Linked DNA regions of Homo sapiens: all the other regions are linked to region 2. Evidence: chromatin contacts called from ENCODE Hi-C or POLR2A ChIA-PET data. All regions are on one chromosome and are shown on one strand. The core of a region is the stretch at or near the end of the contact, and the rest is flanking DNA. Distances in the headings are between cores, read along the strand shown.

What was found. Hi-C counts contacts between places; a loop is a spot of excess contacts on that map. ChIA-PET counts read pairs that join two places held with the same protein, here RNA polymerase II (POLR2A). Pooled maps may share reads with other maps.
Region 1: a pooled map shows a loop between it and region 2 (2.3-fold over the local background). The contact joins two enhancer-like sites. A Hi-C loop is called at or near these places in 5 of 50 pooled maps. POLR2A ChIA-PET finds 5 or more read pairs at or near these places in 2 of 52 experiments (Caco-2 and activated B cell).
Region 3: a loop to region 2 is called in a pooled map, with 4 times the contacts of the local background. The contact joins two enhancer-like sites. A Hi-C loop is called at or near these places in 4 of 50 pooled maps. POLR2A ChIA-PET finds 5 or more read pairs at or near these places in 2 of 52 experiments (GM12878 and activated T-cell).

What each region holds. Positions count from the first base shown.
Region 1 is chr13:51,533,118-51,537,478 of GRCh38, reverse strand. No RefSeq gene overlaps it. Among named protein-coding and RNA genes, the nearest start is that of MIR4703, 17 kb to the left of the region's middle. Within about 2 kb of position 2,863, at least 7 of the 41 ENCODE cell types and tissues checked have a DNase peak (open chromatin) inside an H3K27ac peak, as active enhancers do.
Region 2 is chr13:51,763,276-51,767,686 of GRCh38, reverse strand. WDFY2 (WD repeat and FYVE domain containing 2) reads right to left here. Exons shown (of 12, transcript NM_052950.4): 12 at 1-4,411. It also overlaps a transcript of DHRS12 not described here. Among named protein-coding and RNA genes, the nearest start is that of DHRS12, 39 kb to the left of the region's middle. RefSeq lists an enhancer at 2,847-3,166. Within about 2 kb of position 3,091, at least 29 of the 41 ENCODE cell types and tissues checked have a DNase peak (open chromatin) inside an H3K27ac peak, as active enhancers do; they include GM12878, where a contact is called at or near this core.
Region 3 is chr13:51,560,591-51,564,873 of GRCh38, reverse strand. No RefSeq gene overlaps it. Among named protein-coding and RNA genes, the nearest start is that of MIR4703, 10 kb to the right of the region's middle. Within about 2 kb of position 2,598, at least 3 of the 41 ENCODE cell types and tissues checked have a DNase peak (open chromatin) inside an H3K27ac peak, as active enhancers do; they include GM12878, where a contact is called at or near this core.

The sequences.
Region 1 (4,361 bases), core at 1,614-4,113, 230 kb after region 2:
TCCTAGCAAGAAAGACCTGGTGCTGATGGTGGTAGCTGACAATGTGCCTCTTTCAGAGGAAGTTTAAGTTCTCTCAAGCTACCTACCAAGAAGGAGAGGGTTGATGCAAGCACTGCGATGGCTTTAACACATCTACATCAGAAAAAGCCAGAGGATAAAACAAGACACAAAGGATGTGAAGCCTTAAGTAGTGGAGTCATGTATCATAAATAGTGATATCGTAGCTCATGTATGTGTATTTCATTTCCTAACTGGTCACAATTTTTTCATATTATCTTTGTTAAATTGTTATAAAAGAGTCCCTTCTTTCTTTTAAAATTCACCACTTAAGAATACTGATACAGTATTATTTGATTCTGAAATATCTGATTCCAGATGAATTTAACCAACCATCTATGAGACCATTCGCCATATTCCAAATGGAAATGAGATATTGAGTGGTTTTACCTCTGCACCTACGAACCTTTCAGAGAAAAGAAAGGAGCTGAAAGCTGTGGAATTAAACTCAGAATATGATGACTTACAGTAGTATCTTGTTTTGTCAAAGGGATATTTGGATTTTTGTGGGAAAATCTATTTTGTATTGCCAGACACACTAGTAATCGAATCCAAGTTACTGAATTTTTTGGCTTTTTTTTTTTTTTTTAATAGATGGGGGTTTCACCATGTTGCCCAGGCTGGTCTTGAACTCCTGGCCTCAAGTGATCCTCCCACCTTGGTCTCCCAAAGCGTTGAGATTACAGGCATGAGCTGCCATGCCCGGCCATCAAGTCATTGAATTTTGATTACACATTCTTTTCCATTGATAATAGTTATGATTTTTAGAAGAGCAATCAAGATCGAGTGCTTGTTGTGAAACATCATAGACTTTCAGAGATGTAAGTTACTTTGGGGATCTAGTCCAACCTTTAGTTCTAAATGAAGCTGAGAGAGGTAACTTAACATGGTGGCCAGAGCAAGACAAAACCAGGGCCTCCAAATTCTATTATATAAGTATTTAAGGCCACTGTGGCTGGGTCTCTCCCAGAAACCAGACTCTGACAGAGATTTGCTTGCAAGAAACACAATGGGGAGTGCCCTTGGAGTAAATACCTATAGGGGAGTGAAGGATTTAGGGTTGGGCAGAGGAAGGAGTTGAGCTGATCAAGTGATTCCCCATGTGCTCAGAGCTGGAACGACCCCTCTGAGTTACCCTGCCTTAAGGCAAGGGCCTGGGGCCTCTATGCCCTGTCCCTAACCGACCAGTCATTGATACAGGCTGCTTTCATGGGGGCAGCATGACCTTGGGCAAGGTGGCAGTCTTTCACTGAGGGCAATTCTGGGAGAAGGACTTCACTGAAGGTGCTCAGTCACCATCACTCCCAGCAGCTGGAGAAGTGAGCACCACAGTCCTTCAGAAGGCTCCGCAGCTTCTGCTATAATGCCAAAGAAGAGATTGGTAATGATGTCTTCATACACGATTTCTCCCACTAGTTAACAAGACCCTCATCAACAGATCCCCATTTTATACTGGGCTCAAAAGAAGTATAAAATATATCATATTGCTAAGATGCTATTAGGAACTCAATAATATTTTTGACAGATAAAAATAAAATAAATTAATCGAAACATTAACTGTGGTTTGAAGACAGCAACCTTTTTTTTTTTTTGAGATGGAGTCTCACTCTGTTGCCCAGGCTGAAGTGCAGTGGCATGGTCTCAGCTCACTGCAACCTCTGAGCCCAGGTTCAAGTGATTCTCGTGCCTCCTTCTCGTGCCTCAGCCTCCCGAGTAGCCAGGACTACAGGCGTGAGCCACCACGCCCAGCTACTTTTTTTGTATTTTTAGTAGAGACAGGGTTTCGCCATGTTGGCCAGGCTGGTCTTGAACTCCTGACCTCTGGTGATCCACCCGCGGTTGGCCTCCCAAAGTGCTGGGATTACAGGCATGGGCCACCGTGCCTGGCCTGAAGATGGTAATTTTTATAAAGACATTTCCCCTCTTACTTTTATAAAGACATTTCCCCTCTTAATTAAAGCTATAATTTGAAATTAGAAATATGATTCATCATGTTACATTAAAATCTGAATATTAGAAAGCCTCTTTGCTTTTTGATTGGCTTTTAACCCACACCATTGTGTGTGTGGGGTGAGGGGGATTAGAAACCAACATATTATTTTAAGATGAAAGAACATGAGGGTAAGCCCAAAGATACAACTTTCATGAAAGGCTTCCCTGTTGTCCTAATTAATTGCACAGAATCCTACGAGGGAAAACCCCTGCTAACTTCTAAGTTAGCTTGATATTCTTTTTTTCATTTGTATCACCAAGGGGTACAAAGTGAATAAATCAATATCCCTGGAACATACATTTAAAAATGCTAAACTTTTTATCTCCCTAACAGTTTCTTGTTTCATTAAGAAATTGGATTAAAGAAAAATCTTCACATTTAAAGCAGGATGAAGACTTGAAGTCTGAAGGATACAACACTAAAATATAAGACATGGTATGTCACATGAAAAATGTGGGTTTGTATTGAATAGCTCAGGTGTTTTCATTCCATCTGGAAGATCATTTGTGCCAAAGGAATATTTAATGTACTTATATACTACTGTCTGTGTGCACAAAATAATTTTGGTCTAAGGAAAAGACATCCCTGTTTTAACCAGTGCTCCAAACAAGAAGCAACCTTCAAGAATAACAGTAACAACAGAAGAACTAAAACATCACAAATTGCATTGAGAACTATAATGAATGGCTTTTTGTGTCACTAAAGCAGCCCCTTGGCAGGCCCAGCTGCAGCTGTTAACATTTCGGGAGCATTCAAATTGGGCAGATGTGCCAAAGTGCGGCCATGCCCCCTTTCCAGGGTGTAGGACATCATGTTTCAGTCATGGGCCTAAAGGAGTGGCCTCAGGAAACCTCACCCAGGAAGTGGCTGCGGCTGTCTCAGGGTTAGTGGTGTAAAGCAAGAGGCTGTCTCTGGTATTCCCTGACTTCTCAAAATGCCAAATAATCAACTAGTTGAAGCTTCAGCTGAGCTTTACCTTTTAAGAATATCATGTACAATAAAATAATATTGATTTGGATATAATCATTCAGAGCTCAAAATAATTTTCATGGAAGTTTATAATTTTTTGCTTTTGTGAATAGTTTGCTAAATAATTTATGATGCAAAGAAAAGGTGGTGACTTCCTGTGGGTCGGAGAGGGCGTGGTGACCTACAGGGAGCTTTGCTAGGATTCCAGAACCAGTGTGTGCTATAGCAATGAGAAACAGGGCAAATATCCTCACCTCTTCCCCCTAAACTACCATACTTCATTCATGTAATGAAGTCACAGTCCACATTTTCCAGCTTCCGTTTTCTTTGAATGAGACATTAGTGTATCAACTGAGCTGCCTTCACTCTAGTCCCCAATATCTTTCCTTTATCAGGAGTGTGTCAACATGAAAACAGAACTATTCATGATTTGTTTTCCTGTAGACAAAGTCACCAGGTGATTATTTTGTCTACAAGTTATTATGTTATTATGTAGATGAATAAGTGCATATTTAGGCCAACAAAACAAAAAAAAAAGCCCTTTAAAAACTTTTAGAAAAGAATTCTGCAACAGAACTGTTTGCTTGGGTTTGCCTACTCCAGAAATGTAGACCTGGACTCAAATAGATATTGCTCACCTTAGCCAGGTATATATAATAATAATACAGGCTTGGCACAGTGGCTCATATCTATAATCCCAGCACTTTGGGAGGCTGAGGGAGGTGGATTGCTTGAGCCCAGGAGTTTGAGACCAGCCCAGGCAACATGGTGAAACCCTGTCTCTACAAAAGATACAAAAATTAGCTGGGCATGGCAGCATGCATCTGTGATCCCAGCTACTTGGGAGGCTGATGTGGGAGGATTGCTTGAACCTGGGAGGCAGAGGTTGCAGTGAGCCAAGATGGCACCACTGCACTCCAGACTGGGTGACAGAGCGAGACTCTGTCTCAAAAACTAAAATAACAACAATAATAAATAATACCAGAAGAGTTTATTTACTTGGAAGTTTATAAAAACCACAAAACATTCGTTGACAATGAAGTTACTCTCTAGAATTAGAACTGTATTTCATAGAAATATGCAATTTTCTTTGCATTATTTTTCCCCCAAACAAATTTAAAGGTTTCTGATATTCTCCATATCTTTCTAGTGAGATCTCTCAGAACAGTTTTGAAAGAACTGAAAACCTTCCAGCAGTGTTTTTTAGTGGGTGAGGGGAGAGGAATTTCAATCAGTAACATCTTAAACAGCTCTCAAATTGTCCTTGGACCAGACCACGGGACTCCACAGTAAGTTCCCCTCTCTGCATACCACAGTCTCAGGAATCTTTCTGATCTTCACT
Region 2 (4,411 bases), core at 1,842-4,341:
GAGGCCTAGTTTACATTTGCTTAAGATTAGGAGTGGCTTCAGTAATGCATCTGGCATTCTGGTACTACACTTTGATAAAACCTCTAATTTACACCATTTTACCTCTTAGTGACTCCAGGAAAAGTTGTAATAAAACCAATGAGCAGATTTAGAATACATCTACATACATTCTTGGTGTCCATGGTGGAATAAACGTAACTCATCCCCCATAGCAGAGGAAAACCCAGACGGCTGCAGCTTCTCAGTGGTCCTGGAGACACTCTGATCCAGGGCTCATCATCAGCCAAGGACCACAAGGAAGGGATTTTTCTGGGTGTGCCAGCCTGAAACATCAGCGTCTTTCTGACAAAAGGAGGCGCTATCAAGCAAGCACCAGCTCCATTTAACTGCATGCCTCCTTTTCTGCAGGAGGATGATGGGCCTCAGCAATGCTGGGTGTGGGCGACGCTGTGCTGGCAGCACCAGGACGGGGCAACCCAGCCACCCCCTCAACGGTGATTCCATAGCATGCAGGTCACTTGGTGCCTTTGCACCTATTTTTCTTCTCCATAAAATGAACCTCACAAGTTTTAAATGAGGCTTTCCCTGGCAGTGTTTGCCCCGAAGTCATTTCTCCTCACTGGAAAAGTTTACTAAGCACAAGAAAAAGCTGACTTACATGATGAAGGAAAAGGGCTCCATGGCTTGAGCCCGTGTGCTGTGCTTAGACTGTGGTGAACAGGGCTCATCTTCACCTCCAAACAGCAGCTCTCCCTGGCATCTAGACAGCAGGTGGAGTGGTCTGGAACCTCCCCCTCCCACCAACTGGACAGAACCCACAGGGCTAAACAGCACAGCAAGGTTGTCGGTGTGTGCGTGGCCACATGTAACCGTGATGGGACCATAGCTGCAGAAAGGTTTTCACAGAGATTTATTTTAAACCGTGGCGGCAACTCCGCATTGAGAGTTGTACATTGGTAATGGCTACACGTATATTTTGGTTAGAGGAAAGCACAGTGGGAAAGTGAGCGGAGTAAAAACATTCACAATATTCAGCAGCATTTGATTGGGGGCCTGGATACAGATGTTTCAATATCCTAGGAAATTCTTGCTCATTACCACCTAATCACATTCAGGAAGTCAATGTCAGGACTGGCAGGGAGTGTGGCAAATGCCGGAGGGGTCCAGCTAGACCACACGGGAGAAATCTGTTCCAATGTCAGGCTTATTACATTCTCAGCCTGACCCCCTGAAGAATCTCCTCACTTTAAAAAAAGAAAGAAAAAGATATCCATACGGTAATATGCCCACTGCAGCCAGGTCCAGACTTGGGCTGCAGTCCGGTGGATGTAGAGAATGGAAGATCCGTGTCCCTGGTTAGAAGTAGAGCGGTGGGCAGGCACTAATGTGGGGCCAGCACCTTCCCTGTTGTCCAGTTAGTAACGGTTTTTGTACATTTCATATAAAGATTTCCTTTTGCAAAATGACAGCACCTTGAAAAACAAAGTCATTTAAAAAGCAAGGCAAATGGTGTAAGACACAAATCCATAAGAGTACAATGGTTACAAGTGACGCTAGGGTTTTGGCCATACTTCATAGTGGCATATACTACTGACGTAAGGCTGCCATCCACTAAAATGATAAAAAGTGTATATGTGAAACATTTTTCAAATCATTTTCCCTTTTTTTGTGAGTGACAGCTCACCTTCTCATGCATCCCCGAGAACCAAGGGAAAAAAGAATCATAAGTAACAAGGTCAGATTCTCAATCTAACTTTTCAGCCAACCTGCAATTCTTGACACTTCCAAGAAAGTCAGATACTCTTCTTGACTTGTAAAGGTAAACATTTTGAGGTATCTATTTTTAATGAGATGGTACCATGATTAATTTCCACCCTTACCATCTTTAAAAAGAATTTTTTTTGCCCTACAAACTCATGAAAAGAAACTTCACCATCTTTTCTCAAAACCAAACCTAGCAGGCTCTAGATGGAAAAAGTCCAGAAAGCAACTCACTTGATATGATGGAAGACAACAAAGGCATGTGGTGATAGGCTCTCCGTTATCCAAGGGAAGCCAGCAATATGCGGGCAGGTCACTGGTGATGGGCTAGGCATGTCCAATAATAAACGAGACTCAGGGAATCAGAGAATCACAGGATTGGAAGGGACTTTAAGAATGATGATCAAATTCATCCCTCAAGCCTTTAATCTCCCTTTCAACATCTCTGGCAAAGGCTCTACACTGTGTGTTAAAAAAATTCCCTGGTATGGGACATGCAAGGAAGACATCCCATTCCAATTTAGGACCGATCTAATTTTTAGACACTGCTTTCATGTGTTAAACCTAAGTAGGCTTCTTGGTGGAAAGGAGATAATGCTTAAAGGCAAAAATACAAACCACAACCCTGGAGGGTTGACGTGGTTCTTGGTTAAGAAACTGAGCTGAAGTTTAAACAGGAATGCAGATGTTTCTGGACTAAGTTTTGGACATAGATCTTTGGGTCCTACAAGGAAAAGGCAAATGATGTGATAGCAAAGACAGGCGCTGCCATGCCCCTGCACGGTGTTCCTGCCTCCACAGGGCCAGGTCTCCCAGACAGACCTGTACCTGAATTGACGAAACTCTCTGCCTTCCTGTTGCAAGTGCCCCTGTAAGGAGGACCTCCCACATTGTACTGGAATCATCTGTGACTTGCAAGAGCAGGAAGTGGAGGGCAGCAGCTGCCTGTGTCTGCACCCAAACACTCGGCACCGCCTGTCCGTGCAACGCCACACTTGACTAGAACAATCCTCTCCTGCCACAGGGCCAGGGCTTTCCTTTTCCACAGTGGAGCAGCTGAGCCCAACACACCTTTGGCGTTAGTCTGGGAGTCCTTCCTGGTTGCGGGCCGTGCACTGATAGTCTCCACCTCCTCCTCTCAGACTCCAGTGAGAGGCTGTGCACCCAAAGATCCAGAATTAGTTACCCTGAGTCACCTTCAGTTAACAGTTCTAGGGATTTCCAAAGAAAAAGAAACTGATACTATTATAATATAAACTAATAGTAGCATTGGCTGCAGGAGGAGCCTCTGGGGAAACCCCTCGTGGTGAGCTGTGTGCTGCTTTCCTCTGAGGCCAGGGAGCAGCAGCATCTGATAGTGACGAGCTCAATTCTGGGATGGCAGCTGAGCCACTTGGCTGTTCTCCGGCAGCTCCAGCCCACTTGTGATCCCTGGACACACCACACTGACTCCAGCTCTCAGGCCTTTGTTTGTTTATGCTGTTTCTGAAGCCTGGAAAGTCATTTCCATTTTTCCCCCTTATGACTCACTCCTCATCCTTTAACACTGAGCTCAAAGTCCCTTTCCTCTGTGAAGCCCCTCCTGCCACACCTGCTGGGTTAGTGGCACCCTGGCATGCCTCTATCATAACCACATTGCACTGAAAAGACCCATTTACTCACTGTGTGACCTCTGCCCAGCCTGAGAATGGGCCTCAGACACCTTGCACTGCCAGTGCCTAAAGCCTGGTGGCTGGTGAGCGCTCAACACGGTTGACATGAACATTCAAATCTCAGGGATCATCTAGATAACTCAGTGTTCAACATGATCTTAATTTCTGTGTTTTCCAATCAAGTTAATAAATATCTGTCTTCGTACCAGGAAAAATTCAATATTATTTTAAAGGAGAAAAAATAAGAATGTATTGGTAAAATGCTTTCTCTCACTTCGAAATATCTTAGTGAACAAGAACACTGACATAGAATTAAAATTCTATGAACAGCCATAACCAAAGGAATCTCATTTAGTGAATATTTATGTCCAGTAACTGCAACCCACACTTAGAGCTATCCTTTTGCTTAAAAACAAAAATTTGGGCCTTAAGAAGTGATTAATATCAGGCAAAAATAAATTATACTTTTGTTTATTTATTCAGGGCCTTGCTCTGCTGCCCAGGCTGGACTGCAGTAGTGCAATCATAGCTCACTGCATCCTTGAATTCCTGGGCTCGAGTGATCCTCCCGCCTCAGCTTCCTGAGTAGCTGGGAATACAGGTGTGTGCCACCACACCCAACTAAGTTTTGAATTTTTGGTAGTGACAGGATCTTGCTGTGTGGCCCAGGCTGGTCTTGAACTCCTGGGCTCAGCAATCCTCCCACCTTGTCCTCCCAAAGTGTTCAGATTATAGGTGTGAGCCATGGCACCTGGCCTTTACTTTTATAAAATGAATCTCAGAAAATGAAAATGTGATATTCCATAAGGGCAGTGCTGTAAGCCTGGGAATCGCAGCCAAACGGGGCAGGGTGAATTTTAAGTGCCACTGGATTTCCATTTCAGTTTTGCCTCTGGGGTGGTCTGAGGGGAATGTATAGGAAGGAATTTATGTGGATGAAGGCAATAATTACCTCCCCCACCACAGGGCCGGAGCCAAAAAAACTGTCATATATGCTT
Region 3 (4,283 bases), core at 1,349-3,848, 200 kb after region 2:
GCAGGGCCCTGGGGCTCAAGGAACTTGTGTTCTGAGCAGGAGACCTAGGCATGATCTTAGGTGTCAGAATTAGGAACAAAGTAGGAGTACAACCACTTAATAGGGTGTCCTGTAGCAAATCACTTAATCAATTGGAACCCTGCCCTTTCTTCATCTGTAGCATGTGGATAATCACAACACCAATCTTACAGAGTTGTGAAGAATAAATATGAACATTCATTGGAGGGAATAAATCCAGTGTTGGCAAATAGCTACAAATAGCTACTCCAAGGGAAGAGGAGAAATATGAGAAAGAGTTGGAAGGGAACCATAGGGAGGACAGACAGAAGAAAGGGAGTAGAGAGAATGTCACAAAACAAGGAAGAAATCTAATAATCAGAACTGAGTCACAGGTCAAGGCCAGGCCATCTTGCTGTGGAAGGCCCAACCTTCCAACGATCAAAATTCTGAGACTAGAGAGTTACGGATAACTTCCACCTTCATTTTTAAGTCAGGTGTTTAGAATGAACTCAAGTGAATGTTCTTGCTGACTTAATTATGCACTGGTAGTTCTCAGATGTGCTCACAAAATCCTTATGGTATAAAACCTACGGTCACTTGGCATTTAACTATCATGATGAATAATGCTTCTCTAGAAGAATGTCTTTTAGTTACAACCAGGAAGATCAGATAAACATCTTCCAGTTTGTCTTCCTCTTCCTTTCCTGGTTCGCTGGCAGCAGGCATGTAACTCCTTCAGCAATAAGATTTTGTGGTTCTGATGCCTGGCTGCACACCAGAATTCCTGGGAAGTTTTTGAAAATACAGACTCCTGGACCCTCTCCCAAATGACTGAATTTGGTTTTGCAGGAGCTTGGCCTGAGAACCTGAATTTTTATAAAGTATTTCCAGATTATTCTAATGCAAATGGCTTCATCTCCATGCTTCGTCTAATGTGGAAACTGTGGACCTGGGAATCCAGTGGAAGTGTGCAGGAAGAATGACCAGCAATATGGAGGGCAAGGCCTCCAACCACGGGATACATCTCTTATTTCCTTTTATTTCCCAGTATGAGGGACCAGCCAGCCTACTTGCCTTTCCACTATTGGCAGTAAGTTTCTCTTTTCCATAGACCAAGGAGTAACACAACACAGGCTGCAGCTTTCCCCCTACTCACCTGTGTTGGAAGCCGCCTAAGGTTTTTGCAAGGCTTCCCTCTACACTTTCTCCACCTTTCCAGTCTTCTCCACTCCTCTTTAAACTAGGCAAGTGTGTGCTAACAATAGGTTTTCCTATACATAAAGGGCTAAATTAAGGCTTATCTATCCTTTTTAATGGACTTTATATTTTAAGAACAGATTTAGGTTCACAGCAGAAAGTGCAGAGTTGCCATGTGCCACCTCCTGCACACTCCCCAAGCACACTGTCAACACCCCCCCCACCACAGTGGTACATTTGTTAATCAATGAACCATTATCATCCAAAGTTTGTAGTTTACATTAAGATCCACTCTTGGTTTTGTACATTCTATGGGTTTGGACAAGTGTATAATGACATGTATTCACCACTGTAGTATCATACAGAGTAGTTTCACTGTCCTAAAAATCCTCTGTGTTCCATCTATTCACCCCCTTCTCTCCACAACCTCTGGCAATCACTGATTATTTTTCTTTTTATCTTTTTCTGTTTTTATTTTTATTTTTTAATAGAAATGGGGTTTTTGCTATATTGCCAAGGTTGGTTTCGAATTTTTGGGCTCAAGCAATCCTCCTGTCTTGGCCTCCCAAAGTGTTGGGATTACAGGTGTGAGCCACCATGCCCAGTCAGATTTTTTTTTTAATTGTCTCCATAGTTTTGCCTCTTCCAGAATTCCATACAGTTGAAATCACACCATATAGAGCCTTTTCAGATTTGCTTCTTTCACTTAGTAATATGGATTTAAGCTTCCTCCATGTTTTTCATGGCTTGATGGCTCATTTATTTTTAGCACTGAATAATATTCCATCGCCTGGACGTACCATAGTTTATTTATCCATTCATCTATTGAAGGACATCTTGGTTGCTTCCAAATTTTGGCATCTATGAATCAAGCCACTCTAAACATCTGTATACAGGTCTTTGTGTGGTGGACGTATGTTTTCTACTCATTTGGGTAAATACCAAGGAGTGTGATTGCTGGACCATAGGTAAGAGTATGTTTAGTTTTATAAGGAACTGCCAAACTGCGTCCAAAGTGGCTGTACCATTGTGCATTCCCACCAGCAGTGAATGAGAGGTTTATCTAAATTTCAGAGGAAAACCTGCTCTCCTGGAATTTTCTGCAGAGGAACGAGGAGAGTAAGGTAGGATGAAGTGGGAGTGGGAACCAATCTAGGGAAGTGGTGATAGAGTAAAATAGTGACAAAAAGACGGAAGGAAGGGAGCTTATGTTTCTGTTCCTTCTTTGCTTTCTCTTTACTAATAACTTCCATGCCACCACAGACCCACCCATACACTAGTCCTGAACTGGGCTAAAGTCAGAGACAAGGACTGTGGCTGGTGAGGTCTGTTCCTTAGGAGACCGAGAGCAGGGGAATCCCAAGTGCATCTGGTTAAGAGGAATTGGGTCTGCTATTCTTAGAACAAGGTTTCTCTCAAAAAATATTAACTGAAACCACGAATGAAAACCTCAGCTCTTCCTCAGTTTGTCATTCGAGGGTCTGAAATCATTCATTCTTCCAGAAAATATTTGTTCAGAGCCTGCCTCGTGCCAGGGAGTGAGCTGGGTGCTCGATATAATTAACTCTCTTGTACAGTCAAGGGCAGAGCTCAACGTGGCTCACATGCTGAGTTTATCATTAGAGGGCCACTGGCTCTAGGGCACAATGAGCAAGTAGAAAAGAGGAGTTAGCATGACAAGCATTTGCTTTAAAATTAAAGGCCATGTTTGTGTCAAAGTTCTAGAGCATAACTGTGTGGTCAGATCTGCTATGAGTCTTCTGCATCAAATAATGTTTAACAGAATGTGTAAAGGAATTAAATGAGATCTATGGAGAATGAAGATTGCCATATGAAATAGCAAAATGGGGGGCACAATGAGATATGAGATATATTGCCATTTAGGCAAAATGATTTACTCATTTGGAAGAGTCTGTCCCAAACTCTCATGTATAACTAAAGTTGCTTTACAAAGGAATGGACAATTTGTATCTTTCTAGAACTTTTGGGGATAACATAGTTTCCATCTAGTGCCTGCTTTTGGTTTAATATACCCCTAAAATTATACACATGAGGAAGATAAATGATTCTGTTAACAAAGAATGAGATCATCTTTATCCTCAAGGACTGTGATTAAAGGTCAATGGTTAATGACCAAAATTCTAATGTGGTCACTGGAGGAGTCCTGGCAGAATGACATCTGAAATTCCTTGGATATATCTGATGACACGTTAAAAAACTTTTTATAAGCATCAAGGGTTAACACAGTATAACCATTCTATAGATGAACCAGCTGTTGTTGTGTATGCTTAGGTCTCACAGACATGGTTTTAGGAAAAGCATTTCCCAAACTCACACTCCATCTTGTAAGCCCTTTCTAAGAAAAGACTCACCTTTCCTCTCCTGTTGTACTGCCCCAAGAATCAAGCACTGTGCAAGGCACGAAAAGGGAGCTCAGTAATGACAAGTCAGTAGAAAGACTGATTGACTCTTACTAGCTTTGCACAGCAGTTTCCAGTGAAATGGAGCAGAGAAGAGTCACATACCCATATTTCTCCTATCCAATAGAATTTACTCGGCAGTTAATACTGGAAGCCAAAGAGATCAGGGCAAATGTTTGTTATCAAAGATGCCTTCCCTTGAGTTAAATTGGTTGGGATCAGATTAATTTCCCTCAAGAGCAGCACACACCTAGGGAAAAGGGCTTTTGTGCCAAAGGACCTAATGTTATTCTTTCCCTCCAACTGCCATTCTGTCTCTAGGGAAAAAGGGCTAAAACCAACAAACAAAAAACTCTAAAACAATGAGAAAAAAAGACGGCATCCACAAATAAATAAAAAGAGCTCGGATGCAGTATAGAATAAACTGGAAGTCCTAAGCAGAAACAGAAAGAGACCAAGATATAATTGATAGCCCAATTAGTATAACCCAAACTTTGATCTCCTACATTAAATTCTGGAAAAATTCCATGGGCTTCTAAAACATGCATCTTTCCTTCCAGGGCATAAGATTCTAAAGAACTTATATCCTATAACATTTGTCCATGAATTAAGTAGTTTTTAAAAGATGGTTCCCTTTTGAGGTTGGTAAAAAGGAACTATAACTAG